Regions from separate parts of the Mus musculus genome. Here region 1 is linked to region 2. The links are chromatin loops, found by intact Hi-C in ENCODE. Cell type or tissue: left cerebral cortex. All regions are shown on one strand. Each heading gives the region's core, and the rest is flanking DNA. Links, peaks and the distances in the headings are about the cores only.

Evidence for each region. Hi-C counts contacts between places; a loop is a spot of excess contacts. Peaks named below come from ENCODE experiments on the same cell type or tissue, not always from the same donor. Only the 100,000 strongest peaks of a DNase experiment are listed, where the experiment ranks them.
Region 1: it touches region 2 in a loop (4-fold over the local background); 26 of 42 quality-filtered maps call a loop at or near these places.

What each region holds. Positions count from the first base shown.
Region 1 is chr7:68,373,278-68,388,319 of GRCm38, reverse strand. No RefSeq gene overlaps it. Among named protein-coding and RNA genes, the nearest start is that of Gm16158, 28 kb to the right of the region's middle. In left cerebral cortex, for the core only: no CTCF peak of the experiment used is centred there; no DNase peak of the experiment used is centred there.
Region 2 is chr7:68,489,343-68,504,384 of GRCm38, reverse strand. Gm34549 (a long non-coding RNA gene) reads right to left here. Exons shown (of 3, transcript XR_391569.2): 2 at 14,851-14,909; 3 at 13,488-13,648. Among named protein-coding and RNA genes, the nearest start is that of Gm34549, 8.8 kb to the right of the region's middle. In left cerebral cortex, for the core only: no CTCF peak of the experiment used is centred there; DNase peaks (open chromatin) are centred at 8,931 and 11,085.

The DNA of each region.
Region 1 (15,042 bases), core at 2,266-10,265, 110 kb after region 2:
TGACATTGGCCTTCAAGCTGCAGATTTAATAGAATGTAAGGGTATAAGATGTTTAGAAAGAAAAAGAAGATGAACACCCCTCAATCTATCTCCTTTGAAACACAGCACCCTCACTAAACCAAGAGTCACCTCCTTACTATGAATATGCTTCTTTAAATAGATATACATATATACATATGTACATACACATATATGTATATCTATTTAAAGAAGCATATTCTTTAATATATATTATATATATATACACACACACACACACGCGCGCGCGCGTGTGTGTGTGTGTGTGTGTGTGTGTGTGTGTGTGGTTTGTGTGTGTATGAACATATGTGGGGTGTGGGGAGTGGAGGGGTGTGTACAGGAAAAGAGAAATCCCAAAGGTACCATAGGTATTGAAGGAATGAATCAGGACAGCTCACATCGAAACCCAAGCCCCACCTCCCAAAATAAAACCCAATAACTAAAAGATTTTCAGCAATACCACATATATTCAAGTTAATTCATTATGAATGAATAAGTGGTGAATGAAGTTACTAAATGAGTGAAAATGTAGAACGCAACTGTGGTGGTTGAACAGGTATGGCCCCCAGAGACTCATGTGTTTGAATGCTTGGCCCATAGGGAGTGGCATATTAGAAGGTGTGGCCTTTTCTGGAGTAGACACGGACTTGTGGGAGGAAGTGTATCACTGTTGATGTGGGCCTTGAGGTCTTATATGCTCAAGCTATGCCCAGTGTGGCACACAGTCTCCTTCTGCTCCCTGTGGATCAAGATGTAGAACTCTCAGCTCCTTCTCCAGCACCATGTCTGCCTGCAGGCTGCCATGCTTCCCACCATGATGATAATGGACTAAAGCTCTGAACCTGTAAGCCAGCCCCAAATAAATGTTTTCTTTTATAAGAATTGCCAAGGTCATGGTGTCTCTTTACATCAATAGAAACCCTAAGACAGCAACAAAACTAAGAGCATCAGCAGGCTACTGTCCCCAAGGGTTACACTCGGAATAAGAGTCCCCTTTCTTCATCTCTCCTCTACAGAATAAGAGTCCCCTTTCCTCATCTCTCCTCTACAGAATAAGAGTCCCCTTTCCTCATCTCTCCTCTACAGAATAAGAGTGCCCTTTCTTCATCTCTCCTCTACAGATCTGCAAAGCAGACTCACTAGGTACAGTTAAAAGAAAAACATGGAAGCTGCACCCAGAGCTGGATTCAGATCTTGGTTCTGGCAGCAAAGTGAGTCTGTGAAAACCACTTTAACTGTTTGTCATTCTGTCTTATCATGTGAAAATATAAAATAAAAAAAGAATACAGTATTGTTATCATAGGAAGAGATAAGACTTACTCAGAGCCAGATACACAGCAGTGCTCTGCAAGGTGTGGTTATTGCTAATATTAGCCAAGCCTCTCGACAGAATGTGGCAAATGGAGCTGGAACGTCCATTTTCAAACCAGGAAGGATTTATCTAATGAGCCAAGACCATTCTGAGCTATCGGATAATGACTTCTGCTTCCTTCTCCAAAAGCTTGAAACAAATTCCACCTTCCCAGTGAGCTGACTTCGGAAAGTCCCTCAAAAGAATGTGAGATAATAAGACAGACAAAGGGAAGCCATCGGCTCCGTGGAAGCGCAGGTACGCTAAGTCCTCAGTTGCTGGAAATGACATCACCACCTATCAGGATATGCCAGGTTGTGCTGCAGTAGCAAACCATTCCAAGAGTCTGTGACTTAAAAAAAATCACAACACATGCTAAGCCTGAGAGCACAGAGCTGTAACCTCACTTCTCGAGAGGATGAGGCAGGGGGACCAGAAGTTTGAGGCCTCCCTTGATAAGGCAACTTAGTGAGACCCTTTGTCCTCAATACACATCCTTCACACACCATCTAGGAGTCTCCCCTCAGGGTTCTGGGTTCTAACCATGTTATCTTAGGTGGTGCTGAACAGCCAGCATCATGGTCAGGCTCTAGAGGGTTTCATACTGACAATGGAATGTGTGCCACGCACAGATGACATGGTCCATGCATGGTCATTGGCCTGAGTTAATCAGTTGACACCAAAAAATGACAAGAGGACCAAGGAGTGCACTGCACCCATGCGTTAGAATAGGAAGACAGGAATCAATATTAGGTGGCACTAGTGATCACTATTGTTGTGACAAATATTTAACAAAAGCCACTTAGAAAGGAAGGGTTTATTGTGGCTCAGGATACAGTCCATCATAAGGAAAGGAAGTAATGACAGAGAAGGCTGGGGAGACCGGTCATGGTGTGCCTGCAATCAAGAACAGAGAGTGGAAGCTTCCTGGAAGATTCCAGGAAAGCTCCAATCCCCATTGGAAGGCCAAAGAAGCAGTCAGTGAAGGTGATGCACTCACCACCAGAGAGCAAAGGAGATGGGGAAGGGTGGCCTTGTTTCTCCCTTGGACCTCTTTTGTCTGGGTCACTGACAGAAGGCTCTGCCCACTCTGGGGAAGAAGGGCTTCCCTGCCAGTCATTATTTCCAGGAAATAACTCACAGCCCTAACTAGACTGGTGTCTCTCAGTTGAGCCCAATCCAATAAATTAACAACCAATGTCAGCTCTCCCAATCACAGAATACCATAAACCAAGGAGACTGCTGGTGTGCTCTGCGCAAGCCAGTTGTGACCCCAAGAACAATAGGATCACCCTGTCCCCCAAGTTCTAACATCTCAGAGTGCAAGGGGGCATTGCGGAGCACAGTTTGGAGTTGCATTTAGCAAAGCACGAAGCATCTCAGACGTCCTTACTACTTACTCATTTGAAAGTGGCCCATGTCCTTATCCCCATTGACCCTCCAGATCCACAGGTTCTGAATCCAAAGTTTCAGCCAGCCACAGACCGAAACCATTCGGAGTAGGGGGAGTGCTGCCCCCCACGGACTCAACATATACTGAATTTCATTTCTTGATATTGTTCCCTGAACGACACACAGTATAACGACCATTGACAGGGCATTTATATCCATTACGTATATATCCGTTACGTAGTATGTATCACCTAGAGATGGTTTAAAGCAAACAACATCCATGTAGGTGAGTTATATACAAATTCTACAGCTTATAAAAGAGGCTCAAACATCCACTTGGCATCCAGTCCCCTGTAGCCTCTGAGGGACCCTTACCACTGGACAACCCACATCACACCATGGTACTTACTGCCTGTGTTAGGCAAGAATGGCGTGGAACCCCTTGAAAATGAGGATTCTTGGATAGAAGTGGAAAAAGGACTTCTCTCCCTAATTCTGAAACTATTTTAAAAACGTACAAGGCAGCAGAATCCCTCTGAGCGCATTCCCCTGCCCAGCTGTGTATTTAGAACAGCAATCCTGGCCGGCTTGGTCAGCCTTCGAGGAGTCAGGACAGGACCTCATTGTCCAGGTCAAGTTCATTAGAGAGCTAATTAGTGCCTTGGATGCAGGATCTATCTGTAACCTTCATACTCTGTGACCCCAGTAAGCTCAACTGGGGAGCCTTTCCTCAGCAGCTATAAGGTTCATTGATCCTGAAGATGTCTTTGGTCTCTAGAGGGCTCAGACCCCTGTGGCTGCAAGATTTCCAAGGGAAACCCAAGCAAGTCACAAAGGCCTATGTCAGCACAGGGTGTGGTACTGAAGAGGGAAGACCAGGACAGTATGAGGCCCACAGTCAGGGGACTTGGATAACCAAGGAAAAAGCTGACCTTTACCCAGCACAGTGCCAGAGAAGGAGCTTAGCAGAGATCAGGCGTATACATATCTAGGGGATATCAGTGTGATTGTTCCTCCAAATGTTTGTGAAGTGGTAGAAAAATCTGGAGAGCCCAGAGTGGATGCTCCCTGAGTCCTGTGAGCGGCCGCATGTCTGACCCTGAGTGTTAAATGATTGAGCAAGTGAAGGCGACAGAGATTTGTGATTAAAAGCAAGAACAAGAGACAGATAAGAGAACGGAAGACACTGGGAATAAATGAAAGCCAAAAGACGAGGGGACAGCGGTTCCAACAGGGTGAGTCACCTGGCCAATCCAGAAGACAAGGCTGTGCTCTGGGGAGTAGGAGAAAGTTTGGCCCAAATAACCAGGTATCTCAAAGGCTGGGGGGACTGTGTGCCTTAGGCACAGGGAAGTCACTGTAAGGACCTAGCAGAGATACAACAGGATGGGGTGACTTACGTTGGCAGTTTGTCTGTCTACGCTAGGGTGAACCAACAGGGGAACCTTCAGACTACATTCCCTGAATGTACAGACAGCAGCATTTACAGCAGGAATTGCTTTTCAATATGCCCACAATGGCTTCAACACTGCCTCTTGCAGAACCTGATGACTCTTTCCCAACACCTGGCTTCTAAGAAGCTGAATGAAGAGACAATATGGAGTCTGGTAGTGAAAGCCGGTTCTTCAGAGGCCTTGCCCTGCCCCCTCTCTAACTATCTGGAGAGGCCAGCTGCCCCATCTTGGGAACATGTCAACATGGAAAGATGCTGTGTGAAGATCTGAGGTCTCCTACTACAACTCAAGAAGGATAGAGGCATTTCCCCACAGCCATGTGGGTACACCAACCTGGAAGGAGATTCTCTAGGCCCAGTCAAGCTTTCAGATGACTACATCACTAGCAGACATCCTGGACTAAAGCCTCATCAGATATCCTGAACCAGAACCATGCAGTAAAGATGCTCTCCAAACTCCTGGATACTCATAAGCTCTGTGGCACAGCAAACCATCATTTCCAGCTAGTGTGTGTTAGCCTAAGTTATAATGTAGCAATAAGAAGTAACAAAATGAGATACTGTGGTTGAAAGAGTTGAAAGACAGATGAGCATCCATAATGAGTTCTGATGCCCACTTCTGGGGTGTCTGAAGACAGCTACAGTTTACTTACACATAGTAAAATAAATCTTTAGAAAGAGAGGGGTGGGGAGGGAGGGAGGGGGAAGGGAAGGAGGGAGGGAGGGGGAGGAAGGGAAGGGGGAGGGAGGGAGGGAGGGAGGGAAGGAGGGAGGAAGGGAGGAAGGAAGGAAGGAAGGACGAAGGAAGGAAGGAAGGAAGGAAGGAAGGAAGGAAGGAAGGAAGGAAGATGGATGAGCAAACAGGAGATGGGAGGCCACCTTGGCGAAGTTTAGGAAAGTCACATGGTAGGCTAGACCAGGGTAATGCGGACAGAAAGGAGGGGATCCTCCCATTTCTGACAAAAAAAAACACTTAGAGAGCTCAGAGATTTGTTGACCATAAGGCATGGTGAGATGCCTCAGTCGGTTAGGCCACTTGCCACCAAGCGCCACTACCAAAGTTCAATCTCCAGGGACCCATAAGGTGAAAGGAAAGAGTAGGACTGACTCTGACAAGGTTCTTCTGGCCACTATCTACACACTACATACACCGTGACTCTCACACACACACACACACACACACACACACACACACACGATTTTAAAAAGAAAGTTACAAGGATGATCGCAAGGCTCGGAGTCTGAGTTGTGGAAATGCTTTCAGAAATGGAAACCACGCCGATCCACTACTTCTCACCGTGAACCCCGCCCATGGCTGTCACCACTGCCAGCTTGTGTACCTGGAACGGTTTTTCCTTTTAAACGATATGCTTTTTACAAAAGCAGTCTCACTGGCCCGGTTTCCAGACTCGTAATTTCAATTATCAGGATGGCCGAAGCATGTGTTTGGAGACATGAAGTTTCCATTTTAAGGTTCTGGGTTTTTCAACACTTGTAATTACTCCCCAGGTAACTGAGGAACTTGAAACAGGCCTGGCATTTTTTTTCCCAATGGTCACATGAACAGATAAAATTCCCTCTAGCCACAGCTTGTAGCACTTGAAGCAAGCATGCACTGACCACGGCGTGAGCTCGCGTGCAGCCATGCACTAAACTCAGAGCCGCCTGTCAGAATCCCCAGATGAGACCAAGCAGCAAAGCCTCATCGATCCGCCCATCAGCACCTTGGAGCTGAGCCAAGAGAAAGGATCTCAGCTGGACAGGGGGAGGGGCAAGCGGAGGTGTTGACAGTGTCTCCTGTGATGGGTTCCTAAGTGAGACTGTGCCCTGATGTCACAGCGGGTCTTCACCAAGTGTCAAAAACAGCCAAGCACTGGGCAAAAGTCACTTGCACTCTCTTCTTTCACTTTGAGACAAGGTCCCATGTAGCCTGGGCTAGCCTCAAACAGGCTATGCTGCTGAACATGAACTTGAATTCCTGGCCCTCTTGCCTAGCCTCCCAGGTGCAGGGATGGTGTGCACTTCACCACCTCAGCTGACCTTCCTCCCTTCTGAGGGCTTAGAGAAACACTGAGCAAACATGTCCACTCACAAAGGAGATAAACATCAGGCCATTGCCACCAGACCATTTCATTCTGCTTCGCAATTGTTCCAAGCTGAAGAAAAATTGGAAAGAGAACCACTGTGGGGTTTTTTCCATTCCTCCTTTCTTTCTTTCTTTCTTTCTTTCTTTCTTTCTTTCTTTCTTTCTTTCTCTCTCTCTTTCTTTCTTCCTTCCTTCCTTCCTTCCTTCCTTTCTTCCTTCCTTCCTTTCTTTCTTCCTTCCTTATTCGCAGATACCTCTGCTAAGTTTTACAGGACAGTGCCGTTCAAGTTTGGTTATCCACAATAAATCCCTGTGATATGAAGGTGATTATCTCCTGGCTGGAGTTTCATTTGATCAATTACTTCCCCACAACAGGAACGTGCCAACACCCATTCTGCCCTCTGCCTAAGACCTCTGAGCAGATCCTGTGTAGACACCGGGACCATCTATGCCAGTTGCACTGTGGCCATGTGCTCATCTGTGGGCCTCCTTCACTGACTGATGGCTTTCAGCAGGACACCAGTTAGGCTCAGGGGACATCCTGCAGCATCTGGAGACATTTTTTTCCAGACTGGAGGAAAGGGGTCTAGAGAGACCGCTCAGTAAGCCACAGTGTTGATTGTGTAAGCGTGAGGACCTGAAGTCAATCAAATATCAGCACCCAAGTGAAAAGCCAGCCAGGGGCATGCACACCTGTAACCACAGCACTGTTGGGGGTGGGGACAGGAGGATCACTGGCACTTGCTAGGTGGCAGTCTGGCTCCAGATTGGTGAGAGACCATGCTTCAAAGGAATAAAGCAGAGACCAAAAGATCAGAACATTTGGTGTCCTCCTCTGGACTCCAAGTATCTGTACAAGTGCATGTGCCAGCAGATACACAAGTGCACAAGTGCGTACACAGCGCACACACACACACAAGCACACACACAAGCTAGAGGGGGGCACTACAGCATCTAGTAGGTAAAGACAAGAGATGCTATGAGGCATGTTGCAATGTACAAGGCAGTTCCTTGACATAAAAGAGTGTCCATAATTATAAACATGCTGAGGACAACAAAAGTAATTATGAACTCCACACAGGCAGCTACTTGGGCTTTGCCAGCTTGCTATCTGTCTCCAGACCCTAAAACACACCAACTGCCTCATAGCAGGTGAAGGAGGGGAGACAAGAAAGAGGCAAAAGAGAACTGGAGAGATGGCTCAGTGGTTAAGAGCACGGACTGCTCTTCCGAAGGTGCTGAGTTCAAATCCCAGCAACCACATGGTGGCTCACAACTATCTGTAATGAGATCTGACACCCTCTTCTGTGGTGTCTAAAGACAGCTACAGTGTACTTATATATAACAAGAAGTAAATCGGGACCCCCAATGAAGGAGCTAGATAAAGTACCCAAGGAGGTATAGGGATCTGCAACCCTATAGGAGGAACAACAATATGAACTAACCAGTACTCGCCCCCCCCCCCAGCTTGTGTCTCTAGTTGCATATGTAGCAGAGGATGGCCTAGTTGGTCATCAATGGGAGGAGAGGCCCTTGGTCTTTCGAAGATTATATGCCCCAGTACAGGGGAATGCCAGGGCCAGGAAGTAGGAGTTGGGGGGAGGGTTTGAGGAGCAGGGCGGGGGGAGGGTATAGGGGACTTTCAGGATAGCATTTGAAATGTAAATGAATAAAATATCTAATAAAAAAATGAAAATAAATAAATAAATCTTTGGGCCAGAGCAAGCAGAGGTCCTGAGCTCAATTCCCAACAACCACATGATGGCTCACAACCATCTGTACAGCTACAGTGTACTCATATGCATAAAATAAATAAATAAATCTAAAAAGAATAAAGAAAGAAGGAGGCAAAAGAAAGAAAATGGGTAGACTACAGCACATTCACTAGGTGTATACATACACACACACACACACACACACACACACACACACACACATTGCAGGGTCTATGACTCTCCTGTCCCTGCTGGCAAGTGACCTGGGGTGATCCCATCCAAGCGACCACTACGCCAGCTGAACTACGCACACACATCTCGCCCAACACTTCACACAATGTTCCTCCAAACCCCTTCTATGTGGCCTTCAGAGAAAAACCCCCTGACTCCAGAGAGACATCATGCCATGCCAAGTCAGCTTACTGCCCCAGCATCCACAGCCAAAGCATCTCCCAGGGTTCACCCTTGATAACCATGGTGCAAGGGATGGGTATAGAGAAAATCGGTGACAGGCCTCACATTGGAAGGCTGAGTGCTGATGAAGAGTCCAGCAGCTCTGTGGCCACATTGGTCATGTGACACGTACTCTAGAAAACCCTAAGGAGCCAGAGTAGCCTTGCCAACAGATTCTGTAGTTAAGCCCTCCTCCTGTCTAGGCATGGGAAGTGTCTACACTACGTCCACCATGTATTACCACTATTGGTGCTTTGACATTGAGGCCTTTCCCTTCCGGGACCAAGTAATCCTTACAGAGTCAACAACTTGCCCCCAAAGTAAACTAACCGATGTACACCCCATACCCATATCCCCCTGGGCAGCTCACTATTCACCTGCAGTAATCACTCTAGTACCAGATGTCAGATGTGGGACAGCCCAGCACCTCAGAACCCCTGGCTATCACCCAAACGGACCCCCAAAGTCTTCTTGCCCCCCCCCCTTGCCTTCTCTTTCTGCAGACACCATAGATAATGACCTGGCCACCTCCTCCCCTCATGTCCAGAACAGCTATTTATAGAAAAATCACAGTCATGTGTCTACATCTGCCTATCCTACCATAGCTGGTTAAAACAAACCCCAAGTGCTCAAAATGCCAAACCTGTGCCCTTGGCCATAGGGGACAGGGTTGCTGGCCTGAGCTCATATGGTACCCATGTAGGCTTAGACCACAAAGGCACACCCAGCCCTCTGCCTCCTGGTATGCCAGCCCCTGTCAGTGATGGCAGCCCAGGGAGGTAGGGACACTATGCTCACACTGACTTAGAAGTTGCACACACTGTCCTCCTCTCCTGGATCACAGAAAAGTCTTGGACCAGGTAAAGGACCCAAACTAACCCGATAGAGCCAGATTTGAACCCTATCCGTAATGTAATTGTAGGTTCTCCATCTACTGCTGGGCTGCCTTCCTGCTGGGCACTGCAATGCATCAAAAACAAATGAGCCGGTTTTTTTTTTGTTTGTTTGTTTGTTTGTTTTGTTTTGTTTTGTTTTGTTTTTTCCAGGAACCAGCAAGGACCACACAGAAAGTGTACCAGTAAGGTGTGACTATTCTATCCATCCCAGAGATCATGCACAGTCTACTGTCCACAAACTCTCCCGGGTGACACCCAGTTATTGGCCAGTAGTGGCTTCTTTGACGACAATGGCGTTTAGCAGACCAATTGAAGAGAGGTGGCCCAAGGGAACCTTGCAACTGTTCCCTTGAAGCCCAGCCCTGGCAGAGCACACTGTGTAGTGTTTACAGCCATGCAACTGAGCCATGAAGGAGGTAAAGGGTATATTGTTTGCAGCCCAGCTGCTTTTAGGGGAAGACTTTATAGTGTGGCCCTGGCAGTGGGGACAGGAAACGGGGTCTGAGCAGCGTGGGAACCCTCCTGCTTCTCTGGTGCCTGAAGCCAGCAGGCTCATTAAGGTTTTCCACCATGGCTGAAGAGAAAAGCATTTTCCAGAGCACTCTTTGAAAAAAGAGCCACCTCCTGATGTTGCTGCCTCTATAGTCCCCACAGCAGCAGGGAAAGTTAGAAGTCATTGTCTTTAAGTTTGCTTCTTAGGCGTGCCTCACCCCAGGGGAGTCAGGTCTTTTCCAGTAGGTTCCAGTAGGGTGGTGAAGACGTGCCAGACAAGTTCAAAATAAAAGAACATTAATTTTGAATTGATTTTATTGTAAAGTAGAGTATGTGTGTGTGCATATGGGTGTGTATGTGAATGTGCATACATACATGCACGTACCTCTGTGTGTGTGTGTGTGTGTGTGTGCATATGTATGCATGTACATATGTTCATGTGTATGTATATGCATATTGTGTGTGTGCGCATGCGTTCATGTGTGTGATGGCCATAAGGGCTCTAAGTCACGATGCAGAGGTCAGGGGACAACCTTCAGGAGTCAGTTCTTTCCTTCCACTGTGGATTCATGGGATAGAACTCAAGACACCAGACCCGGAAAGTGCTAAAGCTAAAACTTACCCCACAAAGTCTTCTCGCCAGCCACTCCCCCTTTTAAAGTTTAATTTAAAATAAAGAACATTCTAGTTCTGGAGAGGCGTGGGGGAGAAGAATCCTATGTGCAAACAAATCAACGTCACAAAGGAAAAGGGAATGTTTTCATGTTGGTTCTTGCAGACCAAGGGAGCAAGGAGATGTCATAGCTCTCCTGTGCTTTGGGGAGAGGGAAGTCGGGGAGAGAGAGCTTGGGGGAGAGGGAGCAGTGGGGGGAGGGGATGCTCTACAGGGCATACATCAATAGACCAAATTAAAGCAAAACAGAGGGTGAAAGTGTTCATGACAAGCCCTGCCCTGTGACACGTGACTATGAAAGACTGCAGTCAGATGTGTGGTGCCTTCCCGGTCTGTAATCCCAGCGCTTCAGAGGCAGAGACAGGTGGGCCTCTGATCTGGATGAAGGGTGTTGGGAGCTCTGTGTAGCACCTACATCTTGGAAACTCTTGCAAATTTTAAACGAATTCCAATGTCTTTAGGTTCATTTCCAATCTAACCTTTGGACAGAGGCAGAGAACTTTCCACTGGAGGGTAAACTTGCATCAAGTTGAGATCAAGTAGGATATGGGTACCAGCTTAGAACCCAGGGGAAGTTCATCACTCATTCCAAATGTCTCCACCCCACACTAGGGCCTAGAAGCTCCAGCACAGTCTGGAGCTTGTAAACCAGAAGAGATGAAGAAAGCAGACCAAGGCATCAGCCTCGATCCAGCTTCTCAACAGACCAGCAGGTGAATCCCACACACCCAAGAGCAAATGTGCTGCAAATCGGGCTCCGTGGGATTTTATAGGGAGACAGGGGCATTCAGTTTTCTTTAAGGGCTGACCACTGGGAATATGACCATGCTCCAGTGAGAACATGGGCAACACAAATTAGACGTGGGTTTTTTTTTCTTCTTTTTGGGGGGAGGGGGCCTGGGAGGAGTGGGATGGGGTGGGATGGGGGTGAACTGTGTTGGAATTCCCAACTAGTCAATAAAAATATCATGTTGAAAAAACAATGAGGACTCAGGCTTCAAAGCTGTGAAGGAAAAGAAAGGACAGTAAGGGACTGTAAGGAAGTGCTGCCTGTGCCCTGGTCTACTGCCCTGACCCTACCTGCCCTTGGGGGTTGGAGGTGAGGTCATGATACAGACTTCAGAAGCAGGTGAGAAACAGTGCAGCAGCAAACTGCTTCCAGCTCCTTTAATACCCTCCACCCGTGCCCCATTGGTCCCCATTGGTCCCAAGAAAGCATCTCTTCTAAACAGCAGTTCCTGATTGGCTGGCATTGTCTGCATCCGCAATCCTTGGTCTCTCAGGCAGTCCTCCATTAGGTCCTCCTGCAGGAGATGCTTTTGCGGCTGTGCGCCCCGCCCCCCGGATTTTACATAGAGGTGGCCCCTCTGTTCCTGCTACAAGAGAGGACAGTGGGAGCTGATGAGGAGCAGACCCAGAGACATAGACAAGTCCTGCACTTGGGGGATGTGGTAAAGCCAGGGTGGGAAGTGGGGGAGCCGAGTACAAGGATGGTCCTGACAATCGTGTTGGTGGTAGTGTGGAAGTGTTGAGTCAGGGCGGGACAGGGCATAGCAAGAGCCAAGTGGATGTCAAGAGTGAAAGCCCAAACTGGTGAAACTCACAGAGAAGAGACTACTGTGTGGCTGGCACCCGTGTCTCACCGCCCTCCCTCCTCCCTCCTCATCTCTCCTCTGATTAGCCACTGCCTGATACAGGGGTCTTCTTTTGCCCCCTCCCCACCTCCCTGCGGCTCCTGGTAATATGGGAAGTTCTCCTCAGAGGATCAGCCTATCCTAAAGACATGGCGGCCAGCCAGGTCTCTCAGGGAGCTGGGGATGGTGGGAGCATGGTAGAGGGGCTGAACCCCTTCTTTTAATCTCAGTGTTTGCTTCTGTGAGCTGGTATCCTTCCCCCACCCCCACCCCCACCCCCGGGCCTCCCAGGAACCCACAGGGCCCGCAGAGCCCATGGGGCCCTAGATGGAGCTTCCAGATGCACAGCATGTCCTGGGGCCTTGTGGCTCCTTTGTGGCCCAGATGGCAATGAGTGGAGATGAATCCCGACAAGCCCTCCAGCAGGAGAAGCCTCCTCCACAGGGACACCAGGGCTTCCTGCAGCCTCTACTACTTGATCCTTGAGGGCAGTGGCTTTAAGGGAGAAGACATAGAATCAGGCCTGTTTGAAACCCTACCCCTTCTATGGGACTGCAAACCCCTTCAGCTCCTTGGGTCCTTTCTCTAGCTCCTTCATTGGGGACCCTGTGCTCCATCCAATGGATGGCTGTGAGCATCCACTTCTGTATTTTCTCAGGCACTAGCAGAGCCTCTCTCTCAGGAGACAGCTTTATCAGGCTCCTGTCAGCAAGCTCTTGTTGCAAAGGATGGCCTAGTCGGTCATCAATGGGAGGAGAGGCCCTTGGTCCTGTGAAGGTTCTATGCCCCAGTATAGGGGAATGCCAGGGCCAGGAAGCAGGAGTGGGTGGGTTGTGGAGCAGGGGGAGGCAGGAGGGGGATAGGGGATTTTCGGAGGGGAAACTAGGAAAGGGAATAACATTTGAAATGTAAATAAAGAAAATAGGAAAGAAAAGAAGAAAGGAAGAAAGAAAGAAAGAAAGAAAGAGAGAGAGAGAGAGAGAGAGAGAGAGAAGGAAGGAAGGAAGGAAGGAAGGAAGGAAGAAAGAAAGAAAGAAAGAAAGAAAGAAAGAAAGAAAGAAAGAAAGAAAGAAAGAAAGAAAGAGGAAAGAAAGAAAGAAAGAAAGAAAGAAAGAAAGAAAGAAAGAAAGAAAGAAAGAAAGAAAGGAAAGGAAAAGGAGGGAGGGAGGGAGGGAGGGAGGGAGGGAGGGAGGGAGGGAGGGAGGGAGGGAGGGAGGTCTGAGAAAAAAAAAAAAGAAGAAGCCTGAGCCCTGCCCTCCCTCCCTCCCTGTGGTTCAGGCCTGAGCGTCCAGTGTTTCCCATCTGTGAACCGGACACTGTGTTCTCGTCCTCCTAGCTGCAGAGAGGCTGGATTCCATGAGGTAGTTTGGGTGGGTGTCTTTATGCTTATTACTATCATGGGTTTGTCACTGAGTCACCCAGCAGCCCCCTACAGCCCCACGCTCAGTCTCTGCATCCACACTGTGCTCTGGCACAAACTAATCTAAGCCCAGTTCCAGCCTGACCCTATCACCCCACTTCCCCCACACACTCCCATGCCCAAGCCCAAATAGGACTTTTTTTCTCTAGAGGCCTTCTAGGGGGTCCCTGGCCAATATCAACTTCATCAAAGCTGGCACAAAAAGAGGAGGCATTCGATCAGATCAGAAAGCTCCCTGTAAAAGAAAATAGCCTATCTCCGCTTCTCTAACTGCTCCTCCACCCGGCTGAAGCTAGTACTGTGGACAGGGAGATCTGTAACATTCTACATGGCTTTCCTGCTACAATCCCACAGTTGCCCCCAGCCAAAGCCTCGTGACTTTATATCATTTCCTGGGTATCTTAGTGAAATAGGCCTCAACTCACAGTGGCGCGTCGTTTTGGTTTTTTTTTTTTTTTTAACTAGGACTCCGGTGGGATCCAGGAAAACCTTATTAGAATCGATGTGCAGAGTCCGCAGGGAAGTGCAGCAGCGCCATCTAGTGGCAATTCTTGCTCCATGCATCTCCTGGACCGTCAAGATCAACTCGCATAGTAAATTACATTTTACAGTTTTAAACCTACCAGCTTCTGCTTCCACCTCCGTATGGAAGGCAAAAACAAAACTAATCACAAAAACCTACTTGTCTTGTTATTGCTAAGGGTCCTAAAGGGGCCGCTGTAGCCAGGTTCCCTCAATTTTCAGGCGGGTCATGGGCCTGATGCTGGAGGCCTTCCAGAAGATTGCATCCTTGGGTAAAAACTCAGAGAGTACACAGGAGCTCAGCCAGAACTCTGGGCTGCCGTCTGTCTAGGGTAGGGCCTAGGAATCCACTTCCCTACCTAGGCTACTGCTACTTCTGTCAGCACAGTTGCAAAGCTCTTCCGCAAAGGTCTGCGCTGATCTTGCTCTGGCTGGACTGGCAAAGTTCTGTGGTTCTCAGCCTGTGACTCTTTAGGAAAAGCTCAGGGACAGAAGAAAGGGATGGCAACAGTGCTAAGCACTGGACCTGTCTTTCCTAATCCCACACAGCAGGCAGGACCACCATGGGGTAATGGCAGGCCCAGACCTTGGTCACAAAGGCAATAGGATCCAAACACAGCACCCAAGTAGCCGGCGAAGCCTTTAAGGGCCACCACCTGCATTCCCAGAACCTTGGCAAGGTGGACATCTTTACAGCACTTGTACCAGAGGCGGTCTGTGCTAAGATCTATCTCCACAGCACAGCTTCTGCCCTGGTTCAACCAACACCATTCCATCTGTCCTTCCTTATACTACAGTCCTCAGCACCAAGTTCTGTCTGGCACTTGGGCCAAAAGATGGCTCCGGTGTGTTCATGCAGTCAGGAGCGGTCAATACTCTGAGAGCCTGCCCTCTGATACACACAGCCAAACTGGGGGAAAAATAATTCTCTGAGTGG
Region 2 (15,042 bases), core at 4,144-12,143:
CAGAGTGCCTACTTATTTTGAAATCCCTCCATGATACTAACTGGCAAGAATACGCCCTGCCTAGAACAGTGTCTGTATTGCAGTAAGTGACCAATAAGAATAAAGATTGTAACATGAGTCAAGCACTTAGCACAGGTTCTGGTTAATGGCCATGGTGGGTTAGGCAACTGCAATAACAGATATAGGACCTGTTCTTGGGTCATGTGTGCTGGGAACAGACAAGAGATACAATGATGACTCAAAGACACCTACCCAGGCCCCTAGTTTGGTGGTGGCATTATTTCTGGCTGAAAGTAGGATTGGAGAAAGAAAAGGACAAATTTGAAGACTGAATTTTAAATGTCATATGGTTTAAACACCCATAAACTCAGGCAAGGATATGTGGCCTGTTGGACACAGCAGTGTGGTCCAATTCAGAAATATCAACTTGAAGATGACAGAATGAAAAAGGTACAGAGACTGGGCAAAGCTGCGGGTAAGGAAACTGACTTGGGGTGGTTTTGGGGAACCACCATGTCAGTAACAAAATGAGAAGTGTCTAGCAACTAAATCTATCGACTTTTCTTGCCTACAGAGACGGGATGTTTTTAGTTTTTAATTTTTATTCCTTTTATTGATATTTTCCTCCAGCTACAGAATCAGTGGTTTCCACAATGTATTCTGCAGAAAAGGATCAGCTTCACTCCAGTAAGCATCATTTCACTTATTTATTGTCATAGTTTAACCACAAAAGCAGCTTTGCTCATGTAAATATACCAGATTCGTAGATAGTAAGAGGCAGTTATGTGCTGTTCTGGTACCACCTGTGAACATTCATTATTAAGTCCCTACTTTGCCATCAACAACATCCACATTCACATCCACAGACAGCAACATCAAATAGCCCCAGTCCTCCTCTGGTTTGTTTGCTTGGTTAATGTTATGGCCTGAGTGTGCACTTCAGTTTAAATAGCAAAATCTTGCCAATAGAGTGTTGTTCCATGTTCCCCTTGTCCATGGAGATCACATAGATTCCAGGAGTGCTGGATAGTAATTCCCCCGCAGCGTTGCTCAGCGGCATCATTCTCAGGTCCTGGCTTGCATTCTCAGATCAGGAAATCTCATGGAGTCTGGGATAAGCCTCAGGATTTGGCTCTGGAAACTGGGTCTTTCTCAGATGACCTTTCACTTTACGGTAGGGAATAGATGTCTTAGCCTTTAGTTCATACTGAGAAACTCCTACATTTATCCTCCATCCTCAGGCTTACATTTGAGAGACTAAGTATTATCCTTGCTTGCGTTTGCACCACACAGCTAGTTAACAATGAGCACCCCCTTAGAATGGGTGAGTACTTAACTTAAACCAGTACATTTTGTGAGTTTGTCGGTCTCTCCCTTTTGCCTCACAACTACTTGCATCTCCTAGCACCCAGGTGACAGTCTCTAAATACTTACCCAATATGGGAATGGGAATGAGAGGATATATTTGATGGGGAAGAGAGGTGAACACAGAAGAAAGTGGGAGGGGTAAAGGGAAATAGCGTGATACAAGAGATATGATAGGGGAAGCTGGAAACTTTTTATGGTAGGGGAAGGTAAAGATAGAAGAAGGAGGGAAGTAGGCAAGATAGCATATCTGAAAAGGCCACAAGGATTCATGTTATTTATTATTTACCTTTAAAAACCTATAATGGTTTTAATTCCATGCATTATCAGGGCTGATAGTGCTCCCTCCAAAAGCCAAAACCACCTGATAAATACCTTCAATACTAGTTTTTGATCATGGCTATCGAACAGACTTTCAAAACAGAGTCTATTGCTGTTACTCTTGGTTGTACCACCACCACCACAGGTGAAAGCTAAGTCCCTATTACTGAAATACTGTGCACTTAACAGGGCCCATGAGCTGAAACTGATATGAATGTCTCTTCCCTGATGACAAGCTTTCATGGTACCAGAAGGCATCATGCAAGCTTCTAAAGGAGGGAGGCAAGCAACAGTCCTACCCCGCTGTGACACCTCTGAACCCATCAACAACCAACCCTAAAGGTGCAATGGTGATATGCATACCTTGGCAGTAACCAACTGCTCTCTAAAACTTCCCTATCGTTGGACTTAAAACCAGCTCAACAATAGGGAAACTGTGCCCAGTACTGGAATCCTAGCTAAGTCCTTGGTGCTAGTGAAGTAATGGTTATTGGAGAAGACTCTACAAGCATTAATTTTTAAATCAGCATAATCCTTAGCAAAAACCTATAAATATTTGCCTTTATACCCACAGATAGGTATAGTCTTCACTTGTCATCAAGGACATTTCTCTTTGCAACAGAGACCACTATAGAAAAAAACAATCAATACACAGAGTTATGGGGTCCAGTGGGGTCCCAATGGATACATCTATGAAACACCCCTACATGTGAGCTTGAGGAACAAGGTGGAAGAGGGGTCAGAAAGATTGTAAGAGTCAGAGGATCGAGGACTTTGCTGTTGGATTGGACCTCCTAGTAACATCAGAAGCTACACCATTTACTACATCATTTATAATCTCACTGAAATAACTGCCCAAATATAACCTGAATAAGGATGATACCAATGAACATGTCAAAGTAGACGACTGGGTGGGAGCAGTCACTAGACTTCAACCCTACACAAAGAGCTATAGACAATTAAGGAAAGCGGGAGCAGATTAGGTGGACTTCCTCAAGGAAGAGAGCATCAACTTGTTCAGTGCCAAATAGTCATACCTGAAAACATGCATATAAGTAATAATACATATTATGTGTGTGTGTGTATGTATATAAGTATATACATACATATATATGTGTGTGTATATATATATAAGTATATATATGTGTGTGTGTGTGTGTATTCCCAAATATAAACGTATATGTGTGTATATTATGTAGATAATTTCCCAGATATATAAAAGTTAGACATAATATCATGTTCTTTAGATGTTCAGCTTAAGTTAAGTAATATTTAAGGAGCTGTAAAAAGCTTTCAACAATGTTTGTGTGCATTTCTTCCCAGGAAGAACACCGTGCCTGTAGTAACAAGAGAAAAAAACCCTGTAAGAGACCACAAAAGAGCAACTCTCCTTGAACAGTTCCTAAGTTTGTTGTCACTAGACTACCAAGAAAATCTTCTATAAAGATGAGTCCTTTCAGAGAGAGGCAAGATTCATGGTCATGTTTGGCAGTGTCTGGCAGAACGAGGTTGGCACCATACAAGTCTGCAATTGCAAATTGGGCAAGTTTTGTTGAATTCCTTAAAGCCAAGTTTCTCTGTTGCTGTGGAAAATAAAAAACAAAACAGGCTGAGCCAACATGGGGAAGAAAGAGTTTACTTGGTTCACCCACCTGACCGGTCTCTCATTAAAGGAAGTCAGTGCAGGAACCTGGGTTCTAGAGCTGATGAGGAAGCCATGGAGGATGCCGTTTACTGTCTTGCTCCCTATGGCTTACTCAGCCTATTTTCTTTATACAACCCATCCTTTCCCTCCCCCCCCCCACCATCTCTCTTTGTATAGGTTTGTGCGTGTGTGCCTTTATCTGGTTTCCCATCACAATAGTTTCTTAATTTAATCAATCACAAAACTGATTGTACATGAGATGATAGAACAGCTGAGATGTGATATCTGAGAATATCACTGAAGAGGAGGGAAGACAAGAATAGATAAAGTAAAATCAGCCGTGCTCACTCATTATCAAAGGCCTAATGACCATTAGAACAGAGTCAGTTATTCTCTTCTGCCTCTTGTTTATTTTCAGATATACAAGAAAACAAAAACAGATCTCTAAGAGCCAACAAAACAGAGGTAGGTCGGTAAGAGCCAGAGGGATTTATGTTTGTGATCCAGTGCATGAGCAAGCAGGAAAAGTGCCTGAGGGGTGCACAGCCACCTAATCTTCCAGGAGAATGACTTCTGGAGCATTCGCAAAGACAGGAAATAGCAGGAGGGAGGCAGGTACACTCATGAACAGCACCCAAGGACCAGCAATGGGGCCTCCAAGTCTAAGCAAAGAATCTCATCTTTGGACCTTGAAGTTCTATAAAGGCTGAGAGTCCCTTTTAGCTAGTAAGAATAAAGGGACCTGGGCTTCTACCTTGTCCTGCCACTAAAGCGGACATCAATTAGAAGAGCAGCTACTCTTTACATTTCAATTTTTTGACAAATGCAAATATTAACAAAGTGACTTAGCAATCCCCTTTTTCTTAAAGGAAAGAGAAAAACTCTTTGTAGTTGGTAATGAAACATCCTAATGAAAAGAAGTAATTTGGAACCTGTGATGGTTGCTATTGACAGGACCTAGAGTTGCCTAGCAGACAGAGCTCCACACTCCTGGGAGGGGTTATCTTGATTAGGTTCACTAAGGTGAAAAGATATGCCCGAAAAATGGACACAGCCATGTCTGAGATCCTGGAAGAAGTGAAAGGGAGAATGCAAACTAGCGTCCATCACTCTCTCCTTCCTGACTGTGCACACGGTGTGCTGGACTGTGCCAAGGACTCACCTCCCTGACTTTCTTATAATGGTAAACTGTGTCTCTAAAACACCCCAACCTTCCTGAAGTTGCTGTTTTCAGAATTTTTTATCACAGCAACCAGAAAAATCAACTGATCCAGAACTAGAAAGGCCTTAATTTGTGTCTGACTCTGACTGTTACCCTGGGCAGTTATCGTGAGGCCTCTGGGCTTCCTTTTCCATATATATGTTGTATAATTATGAGAATAAAGCATGGTGCACACACAGCCTTTATTGAGGCACATTAGATCCTCAAAAGAAAATATCTAGTCGTCAGTACTTGATGGTGGTGCTTTCGGTGAATACCACAGGACTGTGAGCTCATCAGGAGGCAGAATTGATCTTGAATGATAAGAGAGGTAAGATAGTCAAGGTAAGCTTTGATATCAAAAATCCAGTTGGAAATACTGCCCTATATTAATGCCTGTGGGTAATACTGTACAATTTGGTTTCCCTCACACCCCGAGGCTCATTTCTAACTTATCAAAGATATGTGAGGTGACCCTCACCCCAATGCCCTCTTGGAAAAAGAGGAGCCCTCCTCTAGGAAGTTTATCAAAACAGGACTAGTTCAGAAAAAGGTAGCTAATCTTCTCAAAAAAGTGTGGTCTGAAAATTATCACTCCCCCCAATTTCCTAGTAAAACCACAGTATTATTTTTGATGTTTGGTTAAAAAAAAAAAAAAACTAAATTCACCTCTTATGTATCTGTGTTCACCCAAGCATTTCCACTTGCAAAGAAAAATGGAGAATAATCACCTCATTCTTTAAAGTACTTTATTCCAAAACACTAAAATATTTCCCAACATAATAGACCGACTCACAGTGGCAAACAGCAGTTCAATCTTCTCTAGAGATTGCCGTAATTAAAAAATTGCTTCCAAACGAGCTGGAGGACGACCTCCTCTTGGTAATAGGGTGGCCTCTGTACTTCTCATAACTATCTTGTAATTATCATCATGCTAGATTATCATAGTTTATCGCTTAGTAACAACAACAATAAAGCCAGAAATTAGAAGTAAAGGGAACAAACACACACAGGCACAGGGACAGGCACAGGCACAGGCGCACAGGCACACAGGCACAGGCACACAGGCACACAGGCACAGGCACAGGCACAGGCGCACAGGCACAGACACAGACACAGGCACAGGCACAGGCACACAGGCACACAGGCACAGGGACAGGCACAGGCACACAGGCACACAGGCACAGGCACACAGGCACAGGCACAGGCGCACAGGCACAGGCACAGGCACAGGCGCACAGGCGCACAGGCACAGAGGCACAGGCACAGGCACAGACACAGACACAGGCACACACTCATACTATGGACAGCCTTCTCCCTGAGTTTCCCTGCTGCCTCCAAAATGTTAACAAATGTTAAGACCTGACACTTTTTCTTGAAACATTCTAAAGCACTGGACAGATGTACATGGGTATTTGCTAACATGAATGGATAACAAAATGACAAGAAAGTAGTCAATTAATTTAAAGAAAAACTCGGAAATGTTAACTCCTAGAATGCACTTGGAGCTGCAGAGTCTCTAGGTACATGAGAATAGACTCCCATTCTCTTGCTGTGAGGCACTCTGGCTGGCTAGAACCACATGCATTCATAGTGAATGCCAGCAGTGAACTCTGGGTAAGATATTCCTCCTCGTTCCTGACCCAGTGCCGTGTGACTACACAGAGGTAGCTTGCAAGGATGGAAATGGAGGCAGTGTTGGTAAGGACCATCCACCCTCCCCATTTCCTCTTCTCTCTCTTTCCTTCTCTGCCAGCTTTCTGCTTTAGCCATCTGTAAATGGAAGAAGGAGCCACCTGATGGATAGGGAAAAAAAAAAGCTTGACTCTGGAGTGTGGCTGGGAAGGCATCCTGTGAGATCCCTGGCTTTCAGAACAGCATCCTTCCTATCCAAGGGAACAAACCCAGCCCTGCCATATATCTCAATATCTTTGATGACATCTTCTGTTCTCAGCCTTATGCCAAAGTCTCATTGAAGTTAATTTATTTTCTTAAACATGACACTCAATCACTGACAATGAAACTTCACTGGACTTATGTACTCTTCTACTTAACTTAATGAGCAGCATATCTTCATGAGAAGAAAGCAGGCAATTTCTATTGATATTATTATAGAGAAAACTATGGTAGAAATAAAGAAATTTAAAGAAAATTAAAATCAGAGGGCTATAGCTGGTTTTTAGTGTCCCATTTGGAATTTCCTTTGCACTAAATGGAAATACATACACACACACACACACACACACACACACACATATTGTCATATGGGATCTCAGTGTTCATGTAAAGCTTAAATATATACTAACATTCTAGTCTACAACCGAGAGGTAAAACAAAGCCAAGAAGAGCTCACAGCACTTGGAGCTGAGTCCTTGGAGCTGAGTCCTCCTCACCCTATCACAGACACTGCTGAGGTCTCGGCCCTTCCTAAAGTCTGAATTTCAAGGATGCAGCAGGACATCTGGGAACAGCATTTCTCCTTTGCTGTAGGCTGCTATTGTGGCTGTCACGGTTTGACTCTGACATGTTTCCCATGGGCTGTTGAATTCTTGTTGTCCAACTGATGGTGCTAATTTGGAAGGCTGTAGAAGCTGTAGACATGAGGTCCTGTTGGGGAAGCAGATCACTAGGAATGTGTCATGGAAAATTCTGTCTAAACTGTGCCTCCCGTCTCACTCTTCTACCTCCTCCTCTCACAAGATGAAGAAGAAATGCCCTACACTTGGATGAATGTTCAGTTCTGCCCCAGGGTGTGGAACCCAGTTACCATGGGCAGAACCTGTGGAACTGTGATCAGAATAACTTCTGGGTCATTCAGAACTGGGATCAGAACTTCCTGGGTAGTTTCTGTTGGATCTTTTCGTCATAGCTACAGAAGTCGCTAATTCAGTGGCAAATGCCTGCTCTAACAGTTGCGTCCTGAGAGATTCTGGATGAAGCCATAGGCCCTCTGAGCTGTTGCCTTCTTCTCTATAAATCACTGAAACCCATTTAGATACCACAGCACTGTGGGGTGGAGGGATGTGAAATCATCCCACGATGCCAGGCCTGTGGCACAGGTAGCATCCTGCAGAAGCTCCTTCTGTGTTTATTAATGGCTTCTCACTATACAAATGGGAGTGATGGGAACAGACAGCCTCACTTTGTCCCAGTCTTAGCTCTGATGTCAGTTGAGGTTTTTTTCTTAGTTAACTAGATCATTATTTGATGTGAGGGCCAACATCTCTCTACCCTACAAGACAGTGTGAGAGCAAGATGAAGCACAGTGAGCTCTTTGTGAGCTGATATCAGTTATTGTATTTTAGCGACTTCCATTCATTAAATCCCAGAGTGCAAAGGAATGAGTGACACAAAGGAAAAACACATAGGAATATGTGAGAAGGCAATACTGAAGGAGCAGTCTCAACAGCACAAACTGAGAGTGCCCTTTACTAAGTAACATATACCCTCTGTCTGTGAATAGACCCTTTCTTCAGACTACGGCTATGTGCTTATGGACAGATGTGCATTATCTCAGAACACTGTAATTTTCAAAAGTCAGAGTAACTTTTTATCAATGCTCCTTCAAAGAACCTGCTATGAGGCTTGCTCGGAGTTTTCAGTTTTCAGGTACCCACCATTCCTTCCATAATTGACAGTTAGTAGGAAATTTGCCTGTGGGTGTCTCTGCTCAAAAAGGAGTGATCTCGTGGTCCCGTGTGTGATTTTAAGACTACGTGATCTATCTTCTTGCCAGGCTCCTTCTACAGTCACATCCACATCCTCAGAACAATATTTGGGCTCACCCACACGGAGGACCTTGGTGTTTCCTGTTCTATTTGCCCTCTTGAAATTTTACTTTCAAATCTATATATGTCCCCCACCTTAGATAGCTTGGCAGGAAGAGCTTCTTTTCCTTTACAAAAGGAAAAAGTCTTTGAAGTTCCCATTTTCATCTGTGATTCAGAAACCTCCCTGTCCACTGAAAGTAATTTTAAATTCAAAGAGAAGCCTGTTTGATGGAGCTCTGCCTGGTTGTGTGTGTGTGTGTGTGTGTGTGTGTGTGTGTGTGTGTGTGTGTGTGTGGTGTCAGGGAGGGAAAAACTTTTAAAACACACACACACGCACACACACACACACACACACACATATATATATATATATATACACATACACACACACACATATACACACACACACACACACACACTGTAATTCGCTAATTCAGTTTCACACTGTTCAAGTGATGCTTGCTTTGAGTTTTGACCCTTCAAGACCTTCATGGCTTTATAAAATTACCCATTTCCACTCAGATATGCCGCCTTGGAAGCCATTTCTTCATTATCAGTGAGATGAGTCATGCCGTCTGCTGCTGCTGTGGTTGTGAATGGTAAACTCTGCTAATTGGCAACCACAGTCCAGAAATGTGTAGCCCACTTGAAGAATGTAGGGGAGGATGGAAGAACAGCATGCCTGTGGCAACCAGAGAAAATAATGATGACGTGCAGGAGGGGCAGCGGCCTGATGTCTGCAGGGTACCAAAAGCTTCCGTATGTCTGTCTTGCTTGCCGGGGGAGAGATGTCCTTCCTGGCAGGGTGCAGTGTCTGAAACTATACAAAGCTATCTCTCAAGACCTTAGCAAAGCCCTAAGAGCAAGCTCTTCAGACCACACATGAGGACCAGTGAACAGGCATAGCCAGACAGGAACACTTGTAAATGTCCTGTGCATGGTGGATGAGCTGCAGAACCTCCTAGGTCCAAGCGAGGTACCAGTGGTCCAGCACTGCAGACAAAGGAACCACAGGTCTCCCACACCAAGTCAGAAAAGTCAGACTTCATTCAAGCTCAGAACCAACAACAGGATAACTGAAAGGGGGTGGCAAAGGCAATGCAGAAGAGGACAGTGTCACCGGGAAGCCTGTGGGAACAAGAGGGACACACAGGTACTCACAGGAAGTTGTGTTGTTTAGCACCTGGCATCCAGCCGAAGCTCCATGGTACATGAGTGTGTTTAGTCTAGTGCTACAGTGGTTCTTATTGAGTCACGACTCCTTCAACAAACCTCTGTCCCCCAAAATATTAACACCACAACTCATAACAGTGGCAAAATTAAAGTTAAAAAGTAGCAATGAAAATAACTTTATGGTTAAGGGTCAGCACAACATGAGAAACTGTATTAATGGGTCACAGCTAATGCTAATTAGGAAGGTTGAGAAGCACTGGTCTAAGATCTGTAGTAAGATTCAGAAAGCCCCAAAATGACTCCAAGTGTTGGCCATGGTACGTCTTTGGAGCACCAGGCAGCAGCCTTAGTGAACCATAGTCCTCAAAAGGAGTGTCTTCCAGGAAAGGTGCTTAAAGTGAAGACCCAGGACTTGGGGGGGTTCAATTTTATCAACATCCCCACCAAAGTTTCTGCCACATTCATACTGGGGTCATGCCATCCCATTTGGACCTATTTTGCTTCTACCAAGACTCAGTTAGGAAACTACCTTTCTCTTAATTTTGGGGGGGGAAGGGAGAGTATACAAAATCTACAGTGGGATAAATAAATGTTCTATGTCTCCCAAAACTCAAATGTCAACACCATAGTATTAGAAGGTGGTGCTTCAGAGAACACTGCAGTATGGTAATGAGGTCCATCACATACGGGGCTAGTGCCCTTATGCAAGAGACCCCAAAGAGTTCATCAGCTGCATGGGAGCCATTGGGAAGCTAGATTAGAGAGAGTACTGTCCCCAGAACATGACCACAGACAGAGTACCTTGATCTCAGGCCACAAACTTCCATAACTCTGGGAAGCAGAAGTATATGGTTTGTAAAGACAGTCCATAATTGGGCTCGGTGCATATACAGACGCACTCAGCAAGCAACAATCCTGACGGTCAGCACCTAAACACATCCCATATGAACTTTGGAATTTGTGAATCCCACATCATGTCCATCAAGGTCGACGTGTTCAAGGCTAGCCACTGGGAGGTGGTGTGGAAGTGGAAGCTAGCAGAGCATCTTTAGGACTCACAAAGGCATGTGCCCTTGAAGCATGTGACTCGCCTTCCTCTGCCAGCATTTAGTGATCAGCTTTTGCTCGACTTCATGACTCCACAGCCATGTGATGCCTGCTCAGAGAAACAGGGTTAAACAACCATGAACTGAGATCTCTAAAACTGTGAAATAAAATAAGGTTTTTCTGTGCCTAAGTTGGCTGCATGGGGGATTTGTTACAGCAACAGAACACCGATGCAATGATGGGGCATTTTTAGTGTCTGTACCCTCAAAGATGATAATGGCGGGGAGGGGGCAGAATCAAGCAAGTAGATAATTATAATGAGGGGCAACCAAGGGGGGATTCAACAAGAGCCAAGCATGTGCTCTTGAATGGATGGATCTAGGTCACCAGACATTCTACAGGGAATGGCCACAGGAGTCAATTTCAAAACCTTCGGCAAGGGAAGGGAAGCAGCAGAGGCATGAGCCACAACTGTGTAGAGCTAAGAGGGAGAGACTGTGTCAGGGGATGAATCACAGATACAATGCAAATGTGCAAGTAGGCTGTCATGATCACACACACCCAACATCTAGCATGTGGGTATATGCCAGCCCCTTACCAGAGTGTGAAAAGACAGATACAGTCAACAAATGGTAGCAGGTTGATGTGGGATTCCCATTCCCAGGGAATGTTTGCAAATGACGAAAGGGTGAGCGTGCAGAAAATCCAATGTGGACTCTTCCTGCTTCCATGGACCTTGCTGGCTATAGCAGGAAGCAGAACTGTACAGCCATGTCTCTCTCTCCACCCAAGTTCAAGCTGGGTCCAGCTGTAGCTTCTTCATTGTCTCTTCCTGCCTCCCTCTATGGTTCAGGACCTTCTGCACAAGTACAAGGCATCCTTCTATTGCACATCATGGCCTCCCTTAGTTCTGGGCCTTTAATAATAATTCTTCTTCTTCTTCTTCTTCTTCTTCTTCTTCTTCTTCTTCTTCTTCTTCTTCTTCTTCTTCTTCTACTACTACTACTACTACTACTACTACTACTACTACTACTACTACTACTTCTTTATCTTCTTCTTATCTTCTTCTTCTTTATCTTCTTCTTCTCCTTCTTTTCTTTTTTTTTTTTTCTGAGACAGGGTTTCTCTCTATAGCCCTGGCTATACGGGAACTCACTTTGTAGACCAGGCTATCCTCGAACTCAGAAATCCACCTGCCTCTGCCTCCCAAGTGCTGGGATTAAAGGCGTGTGCCACCACGCCCGGTACTTCTTCTCCTTTATCTTCTTTACCTTCTAGTTCTCTCTCTCTCTCCTCTCCCCCACCACCCCACTCAGCACACCTTGCTGTCATCCCTACGGCATCAAGTGAACACCTACACAAGCTGCAGGACTTGGCTTCAATGCTCCTCCAAAGGATGCTCATCTTCACTAATCCAGGCAAGAACCCATGTCCTATAGTCCCACACACTGATCCTATGACTGACCCCACCCCTCTGCCCTAGCAGCATCACTATGTTCTATTTGGATAGGTCTTACTCATCGCACTGTGTTATGGGCCTGCCTTATCCATCTCTCACCTCTGCCCAAGCACATGCCCGGAAACAGGTAATAATGAGTAGAAAGTGAAGTCAATTGCTAGTATGATGCAAATAAGGAGAGCAAAGAGAGCTTGGGACATTAAAAGAAGCATGTGACAAAGAAGATGATGGGCCTTCCCTTCTTGTTTACATGACTGTCACATAAGATGATGGTCAAGAATAAAGACAATAAAAACTGCATTCTCCCAGGAACTGGGTGCACACTTAGCGTAGAAAAGAAACAAAGCAAGCATGGGCTCCTGGTGCAAACAAGAGAAGCGTAGAAAGGTGACTGCATAGTGTCTTCTACGACTCTGTCCCTGAAGGTATTCAACCCCACCCTTCCAGACCCCTAAGGACAGTCCCTGCGTCAGCTTGCCTACAGAAATTTTTTCTCTTCCAACCTGGAGGGTATGTTGAGTCTCCATCTCCCTGGCTCTTGGCCTCATTGGCTAGAAGAAAAGCACCCTTGCCTAAGTTCTCAGAGCTTCTACCTGTGACTGGCAATGGCTGGGAGCTTCACGCAGGAGCTGACCACTCAAGATGACGGTTCACTCACTCAAACATTAGATGAAATGCTCTTTGTCCCCAGTTCTTGAGGAATGCCATTTCACAAGAAGAATGGACTATCGCAATCCACATCTGTAAGCAGAAAAGTGACCACACACAGAGCATGACTGAGAACAGCTGTCCTTGACATCTCTTGGCCCATGAGGACTGGATGGGGGGTGGGGAGCATGCAGAGATGTGTCCTCCAGGGTGTGTGACTGGGTGGGGGAGAGTATCCTGCATGCAGAGATGTGTTCTCCAGAGTGTGTAAGTGTGTAAGTGAGAACATTGTGCCAGGTCCTGATGGGAAACTGAGGCTGGAAATCACAGGTACTCTCCGTGCTCCCTCTCTCCCCACTATTGCACAAAAGCCTCAAGCCCCAGACCACATTCCCCATTCACAACCAACAGCACACATCCCTCCCCAGACACCAAGCACCATTTAAACCCCCACAACTGTCTTGCCCATGTCCCTCTGAGTGTTGCTTTTGTCTGGAGCTAGTCCACTCAAGAGTCTGGGCCCTGACCATGTATCGTTCTTAGCCTCCTCCTGAAGGGTTAAAAGGGTCTGTTCGACTCTAACACCCATTTCTGCCTCCCCACCCTCCTCCAGGGCCTTCCATGCCCATTTGGAGCAGCCTGTAATGCACACCTCCATTCGATTTTCCTTACCCAGCTTAAAATGGCTTCATTCTAATTACCGTTTCCGTTTTCTTATATTTTCCCCTTGGGATGTCTCAATTAGTGTACTTTTTCATGCCGCCTGTCACCTCTGAGATGTAAGGTGGGTCTAACTCCATCCAAAACCACACATACACAAAATAAATGAGGAGCCATTCTGGGCAGCCAGGCCGAAGGTGGGGTTGCTTTACAAACTAGCACACCTTTAATTGATGATAAATGGACAGGAAAGTAGCCTTACTAATACAGCAGCCCTGATGTGGCCGTCTTGCTGTGTCCCCTCATTACTCAAAGGCAGGGAAGCAGCAGTCATGCGCAGCTCAGTCCTGGGTGAGGAACTTCCAGGGAGGGAGAGGGAAAGAGAAAGAAAGCGAGAGCTAATTAACAAAGTAGTTCTGGTCAAAGTCAGAAATTAACTCGCTCTTTAAGACCATGGCTGAAAATGTCATTTGTCTTCCCTGTAATTACATTTATAGGTAATTACACCCACGAATTCAGCAAGTTAAATGAAGGCAGGACTCTCTCTCCCCTATTGCATAACTCTTCCATTCCAATCCTGTCAAAAGGCTAAACAAAAATAAAGGTGTCTGCCACCGTATATTTCTTCCATTAATGAGTGTCTCGTTGTCTTAAGGCTCCTCTGGAAAGCCATGGCTGTACATCTGTGGGCTGTTCATCTCTCTGCTCCCTTGGGAACCCTGAGTTCTTATCTGAATGTCTCAGAGCCTAGAGATACAAAGAAGACACATTGGACTTAGGAGTATTTCCCAGCCATTAATGTCTTCTTTGGTCTATAAAGGCAAACTGTCAAGGACAAGGAGCAGAATCACATGCAGCCCTATGCCTCTGCCATGCAATAAGTGCATCCCACTCTTTCATCCCATCCAATGGGATTTTTCCATTGTGCAGTCTTTTCTGGTCCTTGCCTACCACTACTTCTCTAAGGATAACTGGGAGCCAAAGCAAGAATGTTCACACATAGGGGTGGGACACACAGGGTTAACTCAGTTCTAAATGGCAGCATGCATGTGCCCCTGGGATCTCAAGACACAACCCTGAGCTTGGCAGCAGCCTGGCTCATGTCCCACCATACAAGCACAGGGCAGAAGCCAGGAGAACACCTTTAGATTTCAACCACTCATGGAGGATCCAGAGCACTCCTCAACCAGAGTAATAAATGAGTCCTTCAGTCAGTCCAGGGGATACTTCAAGGGTTGCATTCTCTGGAGATAAGAGAACTGCTAACTCACATTTGGGGTTCCCATCTGTACCTGTTTTCTTCACTGTTCCCTCTACTCCTGCCTTCTCTTCAGTGTTAGGCTGTCAGGATTTCCTTGTCCAGCCCACCCACACCTCTTAGACCCACCCTGTTTCTGGTTTCTCCTTTAGCCTCTCTCTTGCCTTTATAGGTTCTGCCCTTTGACAGTGAAGTTTTCACAGATATCCACTAGAACCATTCACAATTCACAATCTTCACCTGCCTTGGTTTGTTAACATTGCAAAACCATGTCATGACCCTCCAAGGAGCAGTCCCGCTTACTGTGGGCAAGCCGATGGCCTCTGACTTCCATCTCCTGCACACTCTGCTGAAGAGAGCATCTAAATTAGAAAGCAAACATCTCTAGTTACACATTCATAATATTTATGCAGCATGCAGCTCTCAAGTGAAGCAATTTGGCAGCCTAGATTACGGCTAATAAAAATATTGATTGTGCTACTTTCATGAGAAAAT